Linked DNA regions of Mus musculus: region 2 is linked to region 1. The links are chromatin loops, found by intact Hi-C in ENCODE. Cell type or tissue: heart. All regions are shown on one strand. Links, peaks and the distances in the headings refer to the core of each region. The heading gives the core; the rest is flanking DNA. Region 1 holds the start of Mras (muscle and microspikes RAS). Region 2 has its middle 20 kb from the start of Esyt3.

The links. A loop is a pair of places that touch in the nucleus more often than their neighbours do. Peaks named below come from ENCODE experiments on the same cell type or tissue, not always from the same donor. Only the 100,000 strongest peaks of a DNase experiment are listed, where the experiment ranks them.
Region 2: a loop joins it to region 1, with 2.5 times the contacts of the local background. A loop is called at or near these places in 11 of 42 quality-filtered maps.

The regions. Positions count from the first base shown.
Region 1 is chr9:99,431,087-99,442,604 of GRCm38, forward strand. It overlaps Mras (muscle and microspikes RAS), which reads right to left and starts at 5,626. Exons shown (of 6, transcript NM_008624.3): 1 at 5,224-5,626. In heart, for the core only: no CTCF peak of the experiment used is centred there; DNase peaks (open chromatin) are centred at 4,935 and 5,585; H3K4me3 peaks cover 2,593 bases; H3K27ac peaks cover 1,212 bases; H3K27me3 peaks cover 2,447 bases.
Region 2 is chr9:99,372,385-99,383,902 of GRCm38, forward strand. No RefSeq gene overlaps it. Among named protein-coding and RNA genes, the nearest start is that of Esyt3, 20 kb to the left of the region's middle. In heart, for the core only: no CTCF peak of the experiment used is centred there; no DNase peak of the experiment used is centred there; H3K27me3 peaks cover 320 bases.

The DNA.
Region 1 (11,518 bases), core at 1,135-9,134:
TGGCTTAGGGGCTCATTGGCAGCTGAGTAATGGAGCCAAGGTTCCTGACAGTCAGTCCTCCCTGCCCTTTATGAATCAGCCACAGGTTCACCTCTCTAGTTTCTGCTGCCTACGGTGTTTTCATGAAAAAAGTACCCCACCTCTCTCCCTACAGGCCCTTGCCCCATGGCATTGATTATGTAGAATCGGACCTCACAGCACCAGCAAAGCGGGAGTGTGTTGTTCGGTCCTCCAGTTCAGGGAACAGCAGATGCTGCATAAGTATCATAAGCTTGAAATAGAGCATGCTCAGACTCCTCCCTGGCCCTGCATCTCTAAGCTCATGACGATGGAGACCTGCTTAGCCTTTCTGGATCCTGGTTTCCACAACCACAGAAGGCTAACAGGATCCAGCGACACTGTCATGACCGAGTGCCACCACCGAGATGGTGAATATAGAGTGAATATACTGAACGGGGCAAGTCCATAGGTCGTCGCTGAAGGGAAGATGGGTAGGTAGATGAGTGGGCAGGTGGATGACAGTCAGACAGATGGATGGATAAAAAGACAGATGGATGGACAGATGGATCAGTAGGTGGATATATAGATAGACATACAGATAGGATGTCTTTAAACCAAGCCACTGAGGAGAAGCCGAAGAAAGAAAAACCTGTTCATCCCATAAAACACATAACTGAGCAGTCTGTGTGGGGCAGGGTAAGAGATGGAAGGAAAGACCTTTGAAACAACTAGCAAACTCCCCAGAGGAGCAGACCAACCTGAAGGGCAGTAGGTGCCCGGTCTCTACAAGGCTGAAGCAAAAGTCATCACAGATGAAGGACTCCTCTGTGGAGTGCTTCCTAGCCTTTACCCAGGAGGCAACTTCACACTCAGGCCGTATCTGTCCACTCATAATCTTAACCTTAAAATTAGACTTTTATTTCCCTAATAAAATTTTTTTCCTTCCTTTCCGTTCTGATCAAATTTTATTTGTTCATCTACATGCTCGTTTATGAGTAGGTGCAGAGGACAATTTGTAGGAGTGACTTTTACCTTGCAGGTCCCAGAGATTGAACTCAGGCCAACAAGCTTGGCAGCAAGCGCCTTTACCTACTGAGCCCTCCCACTGGCCCTCTTTGTAGTCTCTGAGTCAATCTCATGTAGCCCAAAGCTGACCTCAGATCTGCTGTATAGCTTAGGATAACTGTGCCAACGCCCGCTTTTTCTGTTTCTACCTCGTGTGCTGGGATTACAGGCTTCCATTACCACACCTGTCTCTAATTTTTTCTGGAACATTAATCTGAGCAAGATAGCCATTTAAATAAACAAGTCTGATACCATGCATGTTGGTTTCTTTCTTTCTTTCTTTCTTTTTTTGTTTTTTTGTTTTTTTTTTTGTTTTTTTTTTTTTGTAAAGCATGGTAACAACTCCTAACTATTCAAATGGGAGATCTGTCTGGGCCACACTGTAAATGAACTCTCCCATTATGATGAGGAACTGTTCTGCTGAGTGTGAGTGTGACTCTACATTAAATGTGCTGGAGGGGCCTGCTGGGTCACGATTCTGTTATCTGAGATAACCACAACACTGATTCTGCTCTTTTTCTCCTGGCCTTTCTGGTCTCCCAGCATACTTCATCTGTGTATTTCATCTAATCCCCATGACAACCCTGGGCAGAAAAGCCACAGACAGAGCCTAGGCCTGCACGGCGCAAGATCTCAGAGGACCGGGACTGAGCTTAGAGCTTCCTAGCTGCTCATTATAGCCCACCACTCCTTGCTACAGAATCAGTTCCATTCTTGGTGGTCTCCAAAATCTCACTAACAGAACAATCAAAATATAAATCATGGCTTTCATCCATTGGGAGGTAGCCTGATGCCAGGCTCTCCAGGCAGAAGGGCTCTCCAGTCCCTTCTGAGACTCACTCTCTCACCTTAGCAGCTGGGGAGACCCAGACTTTCATTTGGCCATCTGGCCATCCCCAAGTCCATCTAACGAAGCTGCCGGGCATATTAAAGAAAAAGAACAGGCTAAATTCACAGGGTTGTTTCATGACTCCCATGAAAGAACAGCCTAGAGAAAACTATCTTGGACCACACAAGCCGCTACAAAGGAGGAGTATGGAGGTTTGGAAGACAGGCCAAGCAGAGCCAGTGAGGGGACATTGTCAAGGACCTCCACTATGGGCTGCATAGCAGCTAGTATGGACTCCAGCCTGGCCCTTGGCTTTGCATCAACAACACAGCTCCTGTCTCAGACGCTCCCAGGGAAGACAGTATCCCAGTCACTGTAGATTCTGGATTCTGTCTCTGTCCCTTCAGGATGCTCTAAAGATGAAAAGTGCCCAGCTGTGACAAAGAGCTACACAACAAGTCTCCAAAAACCATTTCTGGAACAACGGGCATTAGACCAGGGATGGCCAACCCGTGGCTCATTTTCAGAGATTTGTAACTGCCCCCAGTCATATGCTATGACTGCTAATCTTGTCTTTGCTTGACAAAATTTAAAATCATCTAAGAATCTAACTCCCGGGCACGTCTGTGAAGGTGTTTCTAGAGATGTTTAATGCAGGAGGGAATACAAGCATCACCAACGGGCTGGTACCTCTGAACTAAATAAACAGGAAGCAAGTCAAAGCCAGCACTCATCTCTCCTACTCTCTATCTATGGGTGCAGCATGACCAGCCATCTGTCTCATCACTATGCCTTCTCTGTCAGGAGGGGCTGTACTCTCAAACTGTTGGTCATCATGAGCTCTTCCTTAAGTCTCTTTTTCCAGGCCTCCCGCCACAGTGACAAGAGAAATTACCAACATGCACGCTCAACTCTGCACATCAAACAATGTTCTCTACTAACTTCTCGTACACATAAAGAGTAGCTTCTCGAGGTCATGCAAATCATGAGTCTAAACTCCAAGCCTCATCCTTCTTGACCGTCTACCCCACACAATAAGTAGCTGGAAGGGTACAATGATCTCCAAGAGCCGAGAGTGTCTTTGGGAGATCTGAGCCGCGTCTAGCCTATTGTTATTTGTGTTTTGTTACTTGCATCCCTGCAGATTTGGACCACAGGGCCGGCCTGGAAGCATCATATTAAATTCTAAGGGTAAGGCTTCAGAGTCTATTGACAAAGCGCTCAGCTCAGCATCTGTATCATGGGCACCTGGTAGGTGCTCCAGATTGCAAGATGCTCATAGCCAACTCCTCCATTTTCCCCATCTCTCTAGAAAGGTGCTGATAGCTCATAGCCGGCTTATGCCTGCACTCAGACCCTCTAGATACTAGTGAGCATTACAGCTTTGCACAAGAACCCAGTTCCCACTTAGCCCGGCTTGCACAAACAACACAATACCCAGGAGCAGTATGTTTTCAGGTCCTTCCAGGGAGGTGCACTGACTGGGGCCTCTCAGTGGTAGACAAGATTACAACAACAACATGTGTCCAATACAGGATAGAGATCACAATTTCCTGAGAACTGAGTCGATCCAGGAGACTGGTAAACACATGATGTTAGGACCTGTCACTTAAAGGACTCAATTCATTAATATCCTCCCTGGTTCTGGATGATGATCCCTGGAGCTCAGGGACCAACCTCAGGGGGGAAGTGACTTGTCACTGTATACAAACAGTATGAAACATCTGGGCCTAAAACTAGTAATAAAAGTTCCATTTGTCACTCACCTCCCCCAAATCTTATAAATGCAGCCAAGGCGAGTGGTATGTATCTTTAATCCCAGCACTCAGGAGGCAGAGGTCAGAAGATCTCTGTGAGTGGCAGACCAGAGAACACAGTAGGTTGCAGGCCAGCCACGGCTATGGAAATTGCTTTAGACAGGAGCAAGGCCCACTGCTCTAGAGGGTAGTCAGTCACCTGCCTCCCCAGAGGGCCTTTCCTCTCCATAAGGAAATGTCAAGGTCACATCTGGGGGTGGCAGTTTCCACCAGAACATTGGACTTGCTTAACCTCCCACTACAAAGAGACCAACCTTGAAACCCACTGCAACAGAGCCCCCACACCTCCCACCGGGCCAGAGAAAGGCCAAACCATGCCATGAAACGCAGTCGGCGAGGCTAACTGCCTGCAGGGTACTATGAGCACACACACACACACACACACACACACACACACACACACACACACACATCCCCGAAGAAACACCACGGCCTGAAACATTTTCAGCCCCAGTCAGCAGGGACATGCAATTTACAGGAAATAAGAAGGTTTACGGAATGTTAGCAGCTCAGATTTCTTCTCTGGGAAAAGGGGCAGGAGAAAGTCTACGAACTGCTTCAGTGAAAGTGCTTTGTTCACAGCTGAGCCCTTACATGCGTCAGTTGTTAATATACATAGCTGCCACCCCACACTTCAACCCACCACTGCAGGACGTGCGGACTGGTACACTAGGAATGTACAGTGCAGGCTGCACAAGCCTTAAACGTCAGCATCTTAGAGCCTCACTCACAACAGGCCAGAACAGACACGGGGTCAAAAGCACAGGCATAGGCACAGTCCTGGGTAGGTTAACGTCCCACTTCTCCCATCTTTCTGGAGGCGTCCTGTCTGAAGATAGGCAAATTCCCATCAAGTACCAGGGCTTTGTAAGCTTTGCTTTAAGCATTCTCCGCTCACTCCTCGGCCAGCCAGACCTCTGGAGGCCACAGTTTTGAGCGTCATCAGTCAGTCTCTATAATTTGGTCCAGAGAATCAAAAACACCATTGTAGCCCAAGAAGGTTCCCCACCATCAGGAGCTGCCCCAGCGCTCAGGTCAGAGTTCAGGTGACACGGTCTTTGTCCTATTCTCCAGACTGCACTCCGTCCCCAAGGCACCTCAGCTTTGCAGGGGGTTCTACCGTAATGTCAAGGGCCCACTCTGCTCTTCTGAACAGTCGTCTCTCTGACCTAACCCTGGCGTAGGGGCACTTGAGCTCTCCCACTGACCACACTAGACTGTCATTCAGTTTGTGCCCTGCTTTCCAAGCAGAACAGGATTTGGCATGGAGCCTGACACATGATGGGCACCGGGCCGCATCAGTTTAACGAGCGCAGGCCCCAGTGGTGACCAGAGAGCCAGCCCAGCAACCCGAACCCAGGACGCAGTGAAGAGTTGTTTATGAAGAAAGCGGTTTTGTATTATCCACATGAATGTACCACCTCTCCGTAGATCTTTAACCTGATTTACGCCATTTTAAGCCAGGAGAGCCCCTACCCGACCCCGCCGCCCACCTCCCTGCCGAGTCCTTACCCGGGCAGCCGAGGAACCCCAGGATGACTACAATCAAAGGAGTCTGTCTAAGCGGCGGCTAGGCCCTTCCCACTTGGGTCGGAGTGGTGAGCGACTTCTCCGCTGCACACCGTTAAGCCAGAGCCGGTGGTAGGGGGCAGAGGCCACGCACAGCCGGAGCCCGCTGCCCGGGTGCAGCCGGGTGCAGCGCAGCGCAGCCCGGCGAACGCGGAACCGGCCACACCTCCAGCCCCGGAACGGAACAAAGCGCCCGGCGGCCTCCTCCCCTCAGGGTTGCCGGGCGGCTCGCCGCGCGCTCCCGCCGGGGCTGGGCTCCCGCCCTGGGCCACCGCCTCCTCGCTCGCACCGGGAGGAGGGAGCGCCGCGCCCGCCGGGCCCCGCGCCGCCGACTGACGGCTCCGCGCCAGCCAGCCCGGCCGCCGCCGTCCCCGCCCCGCTGACGCCTTAAAGCGACCGCGCACCCCGCGCCTCGGGAGCCTTCCGAGTGGCTGCGACGACCCCCAAACGGCACCACTGTGGGCATTGGGACAGCTGGCACCGGGCAAGGGTCCCCTCGCCTCCACTCACTCACCACACGGATCTGCAGTCTGTGAGCCGCCGATAAGCCTAGGACACCTAAGGGGAATTGGCCCCGGGCGGCTTTAAAAGAGCTGTAGGTTCAATCTTTAACTCTTCGGGCTGCCAACTTCGGGACCTGCGGACGCCTCCCCAGTCCTTAGAAGAGTCCCGTCGCTTCAACCACGTCCCGAGGACCCCAAGATTCCGAGGGCCTGCTGCTTGCTTTAGCTAGGTGCCAGATTCAGGCCTCAAAGTTCTTGAGAATTAGCCAGCGACCTGGATAGGAGGCGGCGGCGACGTTCGCACACCATTTAGCTCTTCCATTGGGTTGGAGTCATTCCCTACTCCCTATCCCCGGCTTTCCCTTTTACAAGACTTGAGATATGATCACATAACGCTGAGTATATGCTTTTAAAGGCGTACGTTTCAGTGGGGTTTTGGTATAACAAAGTTGTGCGACCATAGTTATTTATCTAATTCCAGAACATTCGGGTCACTACTCCTTTCCCCAATAAATTAAAAGAAAAAACCTCTGTGGGTAACCTCTCCCCATTCTTCCCCCCTCCCAGGCTCTGGAACCCTCTAATCTGCATTTCAGCCTCGGTGGATTTGCCTATTCAGAACATTCTATATAAATGGAGTCATACAACATGTGGTCTCTGTGACTGGCTTCTTCCACGGTGTGTGCAGACTGGATGCACGTGGTTCCGCGTAGCCACACCTCGGCCAGACTCATCTCCCACTGTGTGTATAGGAAGCATTTGTTTAGCCTTTCCTCAGTCGATGCTTACCTACTTTCCCCCTTTCTCTCGGTGTGAATAAAGTGCTAGTGTTAAAAGTCTTTATGTAAATACTGTGATTCCTCTTGGATACATACACCTCCAGCGGAATTGCCGGGTTGACTGGGGAACTCTTTCGGGGGCATATATCTGTTTCCAACGCAGCCATAGCATGTTACACTGGCACCACTCACGTGTGTGCGGGGACATAAGCATGCACCTGTGCATGCGTACAGTTGTGAGGACAGGACAACAGTGGGTGTTACCTTTCGGGTGCCTGTCACCATTTTGCTTTATTTTGATCTTTGGTTGGGGTGTGGTTGTTGTTGTTGTTTCTTTTGAGGAGTCTCATTGGCCTTGAACGGCTGAGTAGGTAGAGCTACAAGCCTAGGGGACCTCAACTTCTGCCTCCCTTCCCAGGTAGGGAGGCCAAGACTTTAGACACAGCCTTTGTTTCCATTCTTGTTCTTGCCAACACTTGTAATTGTGTGTCTTTCAGATAATTGCTTCCCTAGTTGGGAGTGAAGTGGCCTTTTGTTCTACATCTCAAAGCTTCTCTCTCTCTCTCTCTCTCTCTCTCTCTCTCTCTATCATTTTTGAGGACATTCTTTTGCAAATGAGCCTTGAAGTCTTGGACCTAGCTTTACTTGTAGCTTTACTTATACGGGACTGCCTGCTATTTTGAGTGCTTCTCCACACCCCTGGCCTCAGGGAACTTCAAAGCTCTGTATCTTGCAAACCTGAGATTCTGCCTAAGGCTGTTTGCCATTGGCCTTCTAGCCACCACCCGTTTAAGGAGAGGCCAGACTCCTATCTAGCGTTATCAAAGCCCAGGTGGCTTTCAAGAGTCCCAGGGCAGAGAACATACTATATGCTACTGAAGGCGTCTTTCACTGGCTGTAGGGAGTGAACGGAGTAAGGAGAGGGGCCTTGAAGATCAGAAGTCCCTCCACCTTGGCTGTCTGGATCCTGCCCTGGCACTGTCTTTTTCTCTCATTTTTGTTTACCACAGACCTCAGGGAAGGTGGGCAGAGGGCATTTCATAAGAGTGTAGCTATAGCTACCCTGTTTCCATACAGAAATCCTTCTCACGTCTGGGCTTCATCATTAAATTCCTGAGCTTTCAGGCCATTGCTCGGGATGGATATCTCATTTAGGCTGTCCCCCCACCCCACGCCACCCTACCCCACCCCACAACCCACCCCACGCCTGCCTACCCCATCCCTTGAGCCCTGAAATAAAGCTGTGGTGAACAGTCTTTTAAAAGCAGGACGACTGAGCAGCAAAAGCAAGTTCTCCCAGTTCACTGGGGATGGGGTAGGGGACTGACGGAGCATCCACGGATATACCTCCCAATCACGGAGGAAAGGGTGTCAGGGAGAGAGGACTGTGTGGGAGCGCAGAGACGAGCACCTAGCCCACGGTGCAAAGGGAACAAGTGAGAGCTGATGACCGAGCCAGGTCAGACGATGGTGTGTGGGTGTGTGGGTGTGTGGGTGTGAAACTAAACCCACCGGCCGGGCTAAGAGGCAGGAGACAGAGCTTGTATACTGAGGTATGAATGAGCTGACGCCTTTCCAAGTAGCAGATCTGCATGCTTGATCAGGTGTGTCGGAAGCATGGCACACCAGAGACTTCTGGCTGAGGACCCAGAAAGAACACAGACCAGATTTCATGCATTGAGGTCCAAGGCCCGAGAGTGGGACAAGAACCAATTCCTAGAATAGAATAAAGGTCAGAGCTGCTAGGCTAATACACAATGAGACCTCCCAGTTAGTGACAAAGCAGGTGTGCTGTACCACTGGCCCCAGGGATTGCTGAACAATGGATTAGAACAGGCCAGAGCTAAGGGTTCAGTGAGTGAGAAACTGGGAGTGGGTAGAGCCTTCAGGATTCGGAAACCATCCAAGTCCTTATAGCTCATCTTTCTCTAGGCTCCAGGCTTAGGTCTCTGTGGATAAAAGAAGCTCTGAGCTTCTGAGCACTCACACATGATGTGCCAGCTGCTGGAGATAATGATGGCTGTATGGACCTCCGGGGGAGGGGATCACAGCACTTAACCAGCCTTCCTCTAGATGTGAGGAGGTTTCAGGTACAATCCCACTTAGCCCACAGAGGAACCAAATTCAATCCCCTGCACGCACATCCACCTAACAACCACCTATAACTCTAGGGAATCTGACATCCTCTTTTGGCTTCCATATATATGTGTGTGTGTGTGTGTGTGTGTGTGTGTGTGTGTGTGTGTGTGTATGTATATGTGTATGTGTATATGTATATGTGTGTGTGTATACAGGTGTGTGTGTATATATGTATATATAATGTGTAATGTGTAATATAACATATAATATATATGTATACCCTACCAAGCACATGAAGTTAACATAAAATAAAATCTTAAATAATAAAACTAGCTGATAGTGTGTTAGCAGTTGGGGCAGTAGGTCTGGCTGAGACAGGAGGACAAGAGAGAACCAAGTGAGAAACAGTGTCAGACATGTACTACAATCTGGGCAGCGATCACATCTGCCCATGGAAATCTGCAAGCACACTGTGCCATGCAACAACGACTCTAACTATCCACACGGATGATTAATACACGGAGGAAAGTGAAATATACAAAAGGGTTCAAAATATATAAAAATTAAAAATTGTAACTAAAATCAAGGTTGCATTAGGTCAGTTTAATGGGAGACTGAGCACAGTTGTGTAGAGGCTTGATGCAATCTGAGGATGACATGGAAACTAAAGCACAGAGAGAGAAAAAGAAGCCCAAGTGATCACAGCCCAGAGGTTACACAGGACACACTCAAATATCTAACAATCATAGCACCAGGATCCTGGAGGGAGGGGCAGGGAAGGAATGACAGAGAATTCTGTTGGCAAAGAGCTACAGGGACAGGATTTTCTACAGTTTGTGAATGATCAAATATACAGATTTGAGGAGCTTGTCACCCCCAAACCATAAGTGCAAACAAAATCACAACCATAACCAAAACTACCCGAGACAACATCTCACCGGAGTCAGAATGGCTTGCGATGAGAATTGCCAGCATGGAACACAAGTGCTGTTGAGATGTGGGGAAAGGGGCCCCTTACCCACTGCTGCTGGGCAGGGCCCCTTACCCACTGCTGCTGGGCAGGGCCCCTTACCCACTGCTGCTGGGCAGGGCCCCTTACCCACTGCTGCTGGGCAGGGCCCCTTACCCACTGCTGCTGGGCAGGGCCCCTTACCCACTGCTGCTGGGCAGGGCCCCTTACCCACTGCTGCTGGGCAGGGCCCCTTACCCACTGCTGCTGGGCAGGGCCCCTTACCCACTGCTGCTGGGCAGGGCCCCTTACCCACTGCTGCTGGGCAGGGCCCCTTACCCACTGCTGCTGGGCGTGCATACAGCGCAGCCACTATGGAAATCAGTGTGGAAGCTTCTCCAAAAGTTAAAAATAGAATTCCCATATGGCACGGCTATACCACGCCTGGGCACATTCCCAAAGGACTCTGTGTACTACACAGAGATACTTGCTCATCCATGTTTATAGATGGTCTATCCACCATGGGGAGGAAATGGACACAGCCTAGACGCCTATCCACAGATGAATGGATAATGAAAACCTGACATGTGTGCACAATGGAATTGTATTCAGCTGTTAAGAATATTGAAACTCACAGGGAAATAAATGGATCTGGAAAGTATTATATTAAGTGATGGGCCCTAGTCTCAAAAAGGAAAAAAAATCTTTTATATGCAGATACTAACTCTTATGTATTTAATGTGTGTAAGTGGGAGGTTATACAAGTTGGTACAGACTGGGAAACTAGATAGGAGTCCAGGACGGGGAGTGAGAGGTGTTGGTAAAGTGGTGGTGGTGGTGGTGGGGGCAAAAAGCTGTCCATGAAAGCAGATAGATGGGGGGTAGAAGGGCCCAAAGGAGGATGTGGGAAAAATGCCAAGATGAAAATCTATTTTTGTAAGCTAATGCAAATATTTTAGATTTATTTTCCAACACAAAAACTTCACATGCATGTCTATTATAGTTAAACCACTGAAAAAGGAAAGATAATTGATAAAAGCAATGAACAAAATAAAACAAACTCCAAAACTGTCAGCCAGATGACTCAGTGCTACTGGGCCTCTGCCGTGCATGAGCATATACAGTACGTGTGCACACACAGTGCATGTGTACACACAGTGGGTGTGCATACACAGTGCATGTACACATAGTGCATATGCATGCACAGTACATGTGCACACACAGTGGGTGTGCATACACAGTGCATGTGCACACAGTGCATTTGGACACACAGTGCATGTGAACACACAGTGGGTGTGCATACAGTACATGTGCATACACAGTGGGTGTGTATACAGTACATGTGCATACACAGTGGGTGTGCATACAGTACATGTGCATACACAGTTGGTGTGCACACAGTTCATGTGCACACACAGTGAGTGTGCATACACAGTGCATGTACACACACAGTGCTTTTGGACACATAGTACACGTGCACACACAGTGCATGTGCACACACAGTGCATGTACACACACAGTGCATTTGGACACACAGTGCATGTGCACACACAGTAGGTGTGCATACAGTACATGTGCACACACAGTGCATGTACACACAGTGCATATGCACGCACAGTACATGTGCACACACAGTGGGTATGCATACAGTACATGTGGACACACAGTACATGTGCACACACAGTGCATGTGCACACACAGTGCATGTACACACAGTGCATATGCACACACAGTACATGTGCACACACAATGCATGTGCACACAGTACATACACAGTGTGTGCACATGTGCATGCACAAAAGTAGATATAAGCGAAGTTGAAGTTGACAAGACAGCAGGACTTAGGCAAGCTAGACGATGGAGTGGTTCATTTAAGGTGCGAAAGGTAAGAGACCCCAGCTTTGAATCTCATGGTCACTGACCACATC
Region 2 (11,518 bases), core at 2,030-10,029, 58 kb before region 1:
CCTCGGTGGCTCTTCGGGAGAGAAGATCTCTTCCCAAGTGTTATGTACAGCTCTTGGAACAAAAGACTCAGATGAAGGAATAGTTCTCACATACCTTTAATTCCCTGGATGGATTTATATACATTTCTGGGGGTGATTCAGGGTCTGACAGCAGGTACCTCTCATTGGCTTGGACTGAGAGTTTGGGGAAAACTTTATTTGCATGTGGGAAGGCTTGGCATTGTTCCTAGGTGGCTGATAGCCATGCCTCTCCGGTGTGGGCTGTGGAGGTGGTAACTTCAACAGGAGCCAGGGGTCCAGAAGACATGGTCAAAGGCCTGCCATCCCATGTAGGTGGAAATTACCACCCATCAGGTTCTCCCGGGGTTCAAGATCTAGCCTCCTCAACTGGAAACCAGGCTGTCTGTGCATAGCCCGTTGCCCCACACTCATTGAGTAGGTTTTGGGTTTGTCAAACTGTCAGAGTCAATACAGATACTTGACTATGCTTAAACACCAAGCTACGTGGATGAAAAACTTGACCAGCCCATGCTATTAATCGTTAACAAGTGGGACTTTTCAGAGCTGTTTTACTTATTATTGTTGTGTGGGTGCACGATGTGGGGAGGCAGGCGCATGCTGCAATGCGCGTGCAGAGATCAGAGGACAGTGTTTGGGAATCAGGTCTGTTCTTCCATTGTGGATTCTGGGGACCAAACTCAGGGTCTTAGGCTGTAGCACACGCAACTTCATCTACTGAGCCCTGTTGCTGGAATTCATAAAGAGAATCTTAAGGAGACCTCTAGGAACTTCCTTATCATTGAGGACAAAGCAAGCCTATCAGGAAACCAAGAAGGCTTTCATAGCAGGACTAATACAAGCAGAAGGTAACTTGACATTCTCTTCTGTTAACTAGAAACAGGACAAATACATGACCTTCTTGTTGATGCCATCGTGATGTAAAGGATTCAGTCACACCCTTCTGGAGGCGGGAGTTGTTTGGAAGTTGATCTTGATTTTATGACCATCATCTGTGTAAGCTCTCCAGGGCTGACCACCCATCATGCCGACTTCTGTGTCTCTGGAGATTTCATATTCTCTCAGCTTTGTTCTCTCATGTCAACATGTGGCGTAGCTCCGCTGCATGGCTGTAACCGTCTCCAACACCACTGAAGACATGGAAGCCTCAGCTCATCTCTACTCTCTCTCTCTCTCTTTTATCTATCTATCGGAATGTCAAGGATCTCTGGTCTGTCTATCTTTTATCTAGATATCATAGTAAAAAAAATTCTGAGCAGCCCACAGTGCTGTTATCAGCATCTGCTTCCTAGATCATATCCTGCAGTTCAGCTGAGAGGCTGAAGGCAGCGACTGTTAACTTCCCCCATAGTTGTCAAGCCCAGAAATGCAAAGTCCGGTGTTGAGAGGACAATTTTTTCTTTTCTTTTCTTCTTTAAACAATTTGATGTTATCATTACTTGCATGTACATATGAATACTCATGTGAGTATGTGTCGCGTTTGTATATGCCCAAGGAGACTAGCAGAGGACACAGGAACCCTGGAACTGGGGAGTTACAGAGTTGTAAGCCAGATGATGTGAATGCTTCAAACCAAAATCAGGTCCTCTGGGAGAGCAGCAAGCACTAACCACTGAGCAATCCATCTCTCCAGCCCCAGGACTAGTCCCTTCTGAGGCTCCAGTATGGCCCCACCTCTTTCTTAGCTTCTAATCACTCTAGAACTCCTTGGGGTTCCATGGAATGTAGATACATGTTTGGCATGTAGATACTGCAACATCTGCCTGTCTTTACAAACCCCTCTACCCTTGGTCTCCAATTTCCTCTCCTATGTCACATAAGGTCACCAGTCATTGGACTCCTTGAAATTCAGACAAACCCATGAGATCCTTCACCACTTCTACAAAGACCTATTTCCAAATAAGGTTGCATTTACTAGAGCTTGGGGTGTAGACATATCTGTTTGGGGCCTGTTATGGTTTGCCTATAAAATATCCTCCATAGGCTGATGGGTTGAACACTTGGTTCTGGAATGGTGTGCTATGTTGGGAGGATCTAGGCAGTTGAGGAGGAGGAGGAGGCAGAGGAGGAAGAGGAAGAGGAGGAGGAGGAGGCTGACTGGCTGGAGGGAAAGTCCTTTGGGGCTGTATCTTACCCTGCACCCTTCTCTCCTTTGCCTCCTGTTTGCCCTGAGGTGACAAGCCTCCAGCACATGCTCCCTGCCATGAATTGCTGCCTTGCTACAGGCCAGAGAGATGGGGCCAGGCAAGCACGTCCTGAAACCTTTGAAACTGTGAACAAAATTAATCTTCCCCGTTTTTTTGTTTTGTTTTGTTTTGTTTTGTTTTGTTTTTGTCATATGCTATCTTGGCGAGAAGAAAGTGAGCCATTGGGGGCTGCTGTTTAATCCACATGCATTTGAATTTAAAAAAGAATCAAAGGCTGGGGGGCAGAGCTTGGTCGATGAAGTTCTTGCCATGCAAGCACAAGAACCACCCTTCGGATTCCCCAGCACTGATGTAAGATATCTGATGTGGGAGCTTGTACCGGAACCTTACTGCTGGGGAGGCAGAGGCAGGAGGATTCCCCAAGACTTGCTGGCCGAGTGTAGCTGGACTGAAGAGTTCTAGATTCAGTGAAAGATCTTGTCTTTAAAAAAAAAAAAAAAAAAAGTGGAAGCATGATTGGGGAAGACACTAAAACCTCTGGCCTCCGAATGGACGTGCACACATGAGTACTGATATGGACATGGGCACACACACAGACATAACTAAAATAAAATAAAGTGTATTCCAGAAGCTTCCGGTCTTATTAACAGATGGCCATTGAGCCGTAGTCTCAGATACTAGGTCTCTCTTTCTCCCTTAGTACGTGTGCTGCCTGCATTTGACGGACAATTCTGAGCACTGTAAAACCTTTCTTGGGGATGAGCGTGGGGAGTGGAACCCTTCACACTTCCCGCAGGAGCCTACCTGGAGATTTGATGGTGAGCTTCCTAGGAAGTAGGTCTGCGCCTCTCCTTCCCAGAGCATCACCTTCTCCTTTCGCTTGCTGTTATACAGGGCTGGCTTCACAGGGCAAAGAAAATACTGCCTGCCTTCTCTCCCCTCCCTTCTGGGTCCCAGGGCAACATCTACCAGCCTTGAAGGAGACAGTATCACAGCAGAATCACATTATCTGATAGTGGGCTGTCATAAGTCAGGGCTCTTCGCTAAGCAACGATAACAAAACATGACATCTTTTCATCAAGGATGAAGGCTAAAGCCACAACAGTGTTCCATACCAACATGGGAGGGGGGGTTGGAATATAAGTTGGACGGTTGAAGCAATACAAGAGCAGCTTCACCTGTCTGTGGGAGGGATCCTGCCGCTCCCAAAGTGGGGAGGTATGCAAGCCAGGACATCCTCAACGACCCCATGCTACCCCACGAGTTCTCCCCACCTAGCCTTCCAGCCTCGCCCCAGAGACTGAGACGCAGTGGGCCTGGAGAATGTCCATGTTTTACAAGTCCCCAAGAATGTGCCCTTTGTACCAGGACTACACTTCGAAGGCTACTGACCCAGACATGGACTTAGGAAGCTGTCTCTGAAGCTCCATCCACAGAAGTGGCCCTCACCAAACACTCTTGGATAGTGGATTTAGAGTGTGCAGGAAAGCGGGAGGTCAGGGGAAATTGGAGCTGTGGATGATTTTCTTTCTTCCTTCCTTCCTTTCTTTCTTTCTTTCTTTTATACACACACACACACACACACACACACACATATATATATATATTGGGTTTTTCACACACACACACACACACACACACACACACACACATATATATATATATATATATATTTTGGTTTTTCGAGACAGGGTTTCTCTGTGTACTCTTGGCTGTCCTGGAACTCACTCTGTAGACCAGGCTGGCCTCGAACTGAGAAATCCGCCTGCCTCTGCCTCTCAAGTGCTAGGTGTGCGCCACCACTACCGGGCCGTGGATGATTTTCTAACTGAAGAAGCTGGCTGGATTCAAGGAAGACGCTCTCTCCATATGTAGAATGTAGAACTGTATGAAAAGTCTCCAGAAGGCACATGAAGTCAACTGTGAGGGACTGAAGCTGATTAGGCACAAAGTGTCCAGAAGTGCCAGGCTACCCTGGGGTGGCTAAGTTTAGCTCCAGAAGGCTGATCGAGCAGTTGTCTAGATGAGAATTTGGTCTGGAGTTTTGACAAACATTTGACACATGAAAACGGTGGACTTGAACTCAAAATGTATATTTCTCTGGTACCTGAAGTTTAGAAGGTTAGGAAATCCCACAGAAAGGAGAAAGGGCATGGTTTGTTTGTTTGTTTTTTGGATTTTGGGTTTTTTTTTCGCTCTACAATGGCGCCCTCTGGTGGTCAGTACAGGCACTGTCCCAGCTTGCCAGGCTTCCTTAAGCGGCCAGAAAGACTGTCAAGTAGAGATACTAATAATGATCGTGATCGTAGAAATAACAAATACTGCATGCGGAGAAGCTTCGTCGGCACGTGGTCAGGATACTTTGCTAGGGTCTTAGAACGCATTAGGCCGTTTGATCCCCACATTAGCCCTAGCGGTGAGTAGTCATATGATTCCAGCATCAGAGGAAAAGACCCCTGGCCCATAAAGTCATCAGTACAGAGAGATAGTAGTGAGCATATACTACCTAGGGGGTTAGCAAGTGATGGAGTCAGAGTCCCCAGTCTATCTTCGCCAACAGGCCTGTGACATCTAGGGGTGCCCAGGTCTTTCAAAAGAGGTTGTAACCTCCAGAGCTGGGAGGTTTCAGGAAATGAAGATTTTTTTAAGGCTATAGGCACACTGGCAGCACCAGCCTTTGTTATGCTGATGTAGTATTTTGTTATTTAACCATACCCTAACTGTGATTCACCTAGGACCTTGACACACTTTGGCTTACAGATGCAAAGATCATCTTTACCAACCTCTCATTTCTATTTCCTAGGAGAGAATAGAATTTTGGGGGTAGAAGATTTTAGGCTGAAACCTAGATTTTACTGGGCTTATTTTATTTTGTTTATTTTACTTTTTGAGACAGGATCTTATGTATAGCCCCGGCTTGCCTGGAACTTACTGCAAAGACCAGCCTGGTCTAGTACTCACAGAGATCCACCTACCTCTGCTTCCCCAGTACTAGGATTAAAAGTGTGCACCACCCCCAGGCAATGGTGGAGCGTGCCTTTAATCCCAGCACTCAGGAGGCAGAGGCAGGTGGATCGCTGTGAATTTGAGGCTAGCCTGGTCTGTAGACCTAGTTCTAGGATAGCCAGGGCTACACAGAGAAACCCTGCCTCGAAAAAGTGTGTACCACCACTGTTAGCATTTTGTCTAAGCTCTGCCCCACAGTTACCTGGCAACCTCCAGGTATGCCTGACCCTCTATGAAAAGGGGCTGTTTGCCCCCTCCTCTCTCTCACTCTTGTCTTCTTCCTGCCTCCGCTGTCCTCTTGCCCCTTCCCCCATCTCTCCCCATTCCCTTCCCCCCTCTCTCTCCATGTGTTCATGGTTGGTCTCTATTCTCTCTCTCTCTCTCTCTCTCTCTCTCTCTCTCTCTCTCTCTCTCTGCCTCTATCTAAGTAAGTACTTCCTCCTAAAGTCCCAAAGACAAACCAAGGTACTGTTCTATTAGAGTTCACTCTGGGAAACCAGTACATCTGGTGGTCTTCCTTACAGAGCACAAGTGAGCACTTACTTACCAAGGCGTCGGGGTTTTCCTTCAATAGGCCACACTTGGAAAGTCTTTACTTGGCAGGAGTCTGACATTGGCCATGACAAGGAAGTAAGCTCAGGCAGGAATCTGACATTGCCAAGGACAGGGAAGTAAGAATCTGGTTTTAGGGTAGAACAGAGAAGTAGGCTCTGCTATCTTGATCATCCTTAGAAACAGCCTCACTGGAGCGATCATGGCTTTGTGTTTATTGTCTTGCTTGTTCCTTGACTATGGTCTCTTTGGTTCCCTATTGTACTGTTCACCCTTCATACTTGCATGTAATTAAAATGGTATAAAAAGCGGATTGGGAAAATGAAATTTGCCTTCAGTCTTAGGATTGACTGGGGTCATGCTACAATGCTGTCTAACTGTCTTTTTTTCTTTTTAATCCTCACTACTGTGCTGGAGAACTTGTTGATTGAGCGGGCTTGGTCACTTTACCAGCAGAGAAGAGAGGCTCCTGGAGCCAGTTAGAGCCCCTTTCCCCTTGGTCTTCCTGTGCCTATATATCCCAAATGCTTCTCTGAGGTCACCAGCAACTAAGGCAGAGTTGCATACAATAGGTAGTAGATCGCTCAGGTGAGATAACCCTTTTGAAGGAGCTTGCAGCTGAACTTCCCGAGATGACGAGATGACGGTAAATTGGCTCAGAAGGTAGTAAGTTCCACTCCCCACTTCTTACATCGATCCAGCTTTACATCTTCATACCTGTGAAGTGCGAACCTTCCACCAGTGAGACATCTCTCTGGCCTGGACTGTTTTGTAAAAAGATAGAAGAAGAGAGGAATATGTTTGGTAAGGAGGTGCAGTATGGTGTGGGGGAAGGGGGTTCCTCTTTGGGCCCATGCTGAGGCATCCGTTCCCCCTGAAGGACCAGCCATACAGTATAGAATAGGGTTTATTCAGGGCATGAGGAGGGGAGTTGAGAGAGAGAGAGAGAGAGAGAGAGAGAGAGAGAGAGAGGAGGCCAGCTATGAGCATGTGGAGAGGAGGGGAGGTGAATGTGGAGAGAGGGGGAAGAGGTTAAGGAAACAAGGGCAGGAGAGCAAGAGAGTGAGGAGGAGGCAAGCAGCCCCCTTTATAGTGAGTCCAGGTAACTGTGGGGCAGAGCTTAGACTAAATGCCAACCCAACGTGTTATATAGCAGGCTGCTCTCAGACACATGACCCTCCCGCCTGAGGTTGTAGGCGGGCATATATGGTTCTGATATACTTTGATTGACAAGGAGAGATGGGAAGAGCTGAGCCAGGAGCCAGACAACAGAGGGCAACAAAAGGCTGCCTGGGTCCCGGGGTTCTGACTCAGGCATTTAGAATTTCTGTATGTCAATCATCATTCCAAAAGCATATACTAAATTCAAACCTAACAATAGTCTAGCATTTAAATCTAATAATAGTCTAAGGCTTTAAGAAGTATTGTTAAAAAAAGAAAGAAGAAATATTGTTAACATCAGTTCAGTTAACGTTTGACATTAAGCTGAGACATGGGGAAGGTTGGACCTCTTGGCTAAGATCACCAGACAGCAGCACAGCCAAGCTGGACCTAGTCTGTGCACTGGACGCTGCTCTACACGCTGTGAACCAGAGAGGGAACCAAAAGTCTGGGCTGAGAGGAGAGAGAGGAACTGCTCTGTTAACAAATAAGAGCACCTAGCATCCAGGGCTCCATTTGCTGGAGCAAAAGAACAGGACCGAGCAGAGGTCAACTGAGACACCATCTTAGGACCTACCAGTCCTCAGCAACGCTCAGAGGTGGTTATGTGGGTGGGTTTTCTTTGTGGAAAGTGAGGTAGGGGTTCATTTGAGTAGTGAGGCTATAGAAAGGAGGCAGATGCAGAGGTCACCATGAGATCATGTGGTCTTGGGAAACTATTTGAAATGTGCAGCAACCTGGTGTCTGCTACAAGCCATGAGATTGACTAGGGGCAAAAACAAAACAAAACAAAACAAAACAAACAAAAAAAACAACAAAAGCCCATCGTGTGTCTCATGGACTTGCTAATCCATGGTTCTCAGAAGACCCAGTATACTATTACTCAGAATCTATTAAAAAGCAAATTAAAGCTGCCAAGTCCTAAAGCCTATGTTCTAACTACTCCCATCCCCAGAGAACAATGACAGTCACTAGGGTTCCTGACTCTGGGGGGTTCTCTAGGCAGAATGCCTGAGGCCCAGAACAAGCTTACAGCCCCTGGACCTCACCCATTGTGCCCACTGGCCTGAAGAGTCTCAGTTGGAAGGGCAGTAAGAGGGGGACAGAACTGGAGGTGGGGTCCAGGGCCACGGTGAGGAAGGGCTGCCCTGGGTGATGTCCTAGTGCAGACTCTGGAAAAAGACTGTCACTGAAGCTCACAATCCTGTGCTGAGTCACTGGGATGGGGGTGGGGGGGAGTGTGGCACGCATTGAAAAAACCTCAAACCTGGGTGAAATTGAGAATGGGTGTGGGGAGACAGCCTGGGCTGGCTCCATCTTCAGTGTGGCAGGGTGGTGGGAACAGAGCATAGGCTGCAGGAGCAGAACTGGATGCAGGAGCAGGCTGCCATTTCTGCCCGTTGTTGGCCTCGGTTTCTTTCTCTATAGAACACAGTGTCACTTACTCCACAGGGCAGTCATGAGTAACGGAGGTGGGTGAGAGACCGGGACAGTGGCTGGCTTACAGGAAGTCCTCAGCCATGCAAGCTAGGACTCTCAATGTGTCCTATGCATTTGCTGAGGTATCAGACAAGTGGCATACCATTACCTGGAACCTGTTTAAAAAGTAAACTAACACTGATAAGTAATTAAACCTGTGTTCTAACGACCCCCACCCCAGGGGACGAGGACAGTTGCTAGGGCCTAAGGACCTGTACCTAATTCATAGTTACTAAAGGTGTTTACCAGAACAGGCGGCACACTTTCACTCTTAACACTCGGGTATGGTTGGCCAAGGCCTGCCCTTGGACCAGTGGCAAACCAACATCCTAAAATCCCCTGCCTAAGCAAACTGCAGGCTTTAGGAAGAAATTGTGGAATGTGGCTTTTAAAAATCATCTGCATTGAGTTGGGGGTTGGGGGAGGGGAGGAACTAAGATGGGAGAGGTTCTGGCGGCAAAGGTCACTTGAGAGGCCCTCTTAGGGCCTATATGTCTTCCGCAAAGTTCAGGGGTAGTTTTGAGGGTCAGTTTTCTTTGTAGAAACTGAGACAGGGGTTAACTTGAGAAGACAGGTTGTGGAATGGATGCAGAGGTCACCATGACCTTGGGAAGTTATTTGAAATTTGCAGTGACCTTGGGTCTGCTACAAGCTGGGACTAGGGACAAAGAAAGCACTTTGAATGGAGATGTTTGGGTTTTAAGGCATGAAGGCTGATATCTATAATTATTTTTTTTATATTTTTAGATTTATTTATTTTATGTATATGAGTACACGGTAGCTGTACAGATTGATTGTGAGCCATCATGTGGTTGCTCGGAATTGAACTCAGGACCTCTGCTCACTCCGGCCAAAAGACTTATTTATTATTATGTGTAAGTACACTGTAGCTGTGTTCAGACACAGCAGAAGAGGGCATCAGATCTCATTACAGATGGTTGTGAGCCACCATGTGGTTGCTAGGATTTGAACTCAGGACCTTCGGAAGAACAGTCAGTGCTCTTACCCACTGAGCCATCTCACCAGCCCGTATTGGTTTATAAACATTAGAAATCACCACTGTACTACCAGCTTCTTCTCTGGGCCTGAGGGCATGAAAATGCAAGAAACATAGACAAATGAAATATCACTGTCGTATGTGACCAGCCTCGAAGGGGACCTGCTTAAATGAAAATTAAGAGTTGCCTGTGGGCCTGGGAATCTAGGTCACTGGTAGAATTCTTACCTAGAATGAACAGGTCCTGGGTTCAATTCTCAGCACTACCACAAATACACATATACACACACATACACACTCACACACATATATACACACTCACACACATACTCATACACTCACACACACTCACGTATACACATAGAATTACACACACATTCACACTCACATACATACACACTCACACACACACACACATAGAATCACATATACACTCACACACATATACAAACATAGAATTACACACACATACACACTCACACACATATACACCCACATACACACACGTATACACACTCACATACACACTTACACACATACTCATACACTCACACACTCATGTACACACACACATACATAGAATCACATACATATATACACATACACACTCACACACATACATACTCACATACACACACACATACTTATACACTCACACACTCATGTACACATACACACAGAGTCACACACATACACACTCACATAATACATAGAATTACACATGTATACAACAATCACACATACATATACACACATACACACACACATACTCATACACTCACATACACACACATAGAATCACACACACACACTCTCTCACACATTCACATAAAATCACAGTGGTGTTTGCCACAGTGGGGAAGGAGGTAGTTGAGTCCTTTGGGTCACACACTTGGTCATGTAGGGGGAACTGGGAAAAAGGCAGCTTGACCCTGTTCCCTCCCGCAGGATGTCGTGGGAGGGAGCACAGGGACATGTCTACTTGGTTAACAATTTTGTCAGCGCTTCTTTAGAGTAGCTGGATCTTTGCTTCTTTCGTTTCCTCTTCCTGTTCTCCGTGGCTGTGAGAGCCGTGGCTGTGAAACTGCAGAAGATCCTGGCATCAGAGGAATGTGCTAGAGAGGCCGCTACATCTCCACACGGAGCAGCACCTGCGGCAGGCACAGTGAGAAGCTACCACAATGTGACTGTCACAAACCCAGAAGAGGGCATGGTAGCTGTCATTTTGCATAGAATTTCAAGGTGTCAGCCACCCCACCTGCAACTCTGTGGAGTGACGATCAATAACCTTTCTCCTGGGATCTTTGGTTCCAGATGTTGGGGAACCCTTATTAATTAGATGCGGGAAGCAAAGAGGAATGACCTGAGTATCATCCTCTGATAGGACCACAGCTGCCTTGCAGATGAAACATCTCTGCAGCTGTGTATCTCCGCAGGATGGAAACTTGGTGACTTGGCGATTCTCAAACTTTAGGAAGCATCAGAGAGTCATGGAGGCCTCGTCAAACAAAAATCTACCTATAATCGGTGGTCACACGCGGTGCCTACGGAGGACAGTTCTGAGTGTATGGTGTTGCTAGTCAGACTCTTACAGCTGTTTGCAGCTGAGCCTTCCTCTAAGGCAGCGGTTCTCAATGCCGTGACTCTTAATACAGTGCCTCATATTGTGGTGACCCCCAACCATACAATGATTTTTGTTGCTACCTCACAACTGTGATTTTGCTACTGTTATGAATCATAGTGTAAATATCTGTATTTCTTGATAGTCTTTGGCAACCCCTGTGAAAGGGTCATTGACCTCCGAAGAGGTGACACCCACAGGTATGAGATACAACATAGGTTGAATAGATAGATATGGGGAGCTTGGCTCAGAGGTAGCAAACCTGGGTTGAATATGGCTCAGGTTATTATACACACAAATCACTGAGCTCTTGTTGAGATGAAGATTCCGATTGAGAAACTTGTGACAGGACCCCGGTCATGTCAGCAAGTCGTAGGGCCATGACAATGCTGATGTCTGTGACACCAGGGTCCTTTCATCCACGGCCTCTTCAAACAAAATCAAAGTGGACTCTTCAAGTAGTCCTTCTTAGGGGTGGAAGGTGGTTGTGTTGGTAATGTTAGTTGTGCAAGCGTGAATGCCTGAATGCCAGCACCG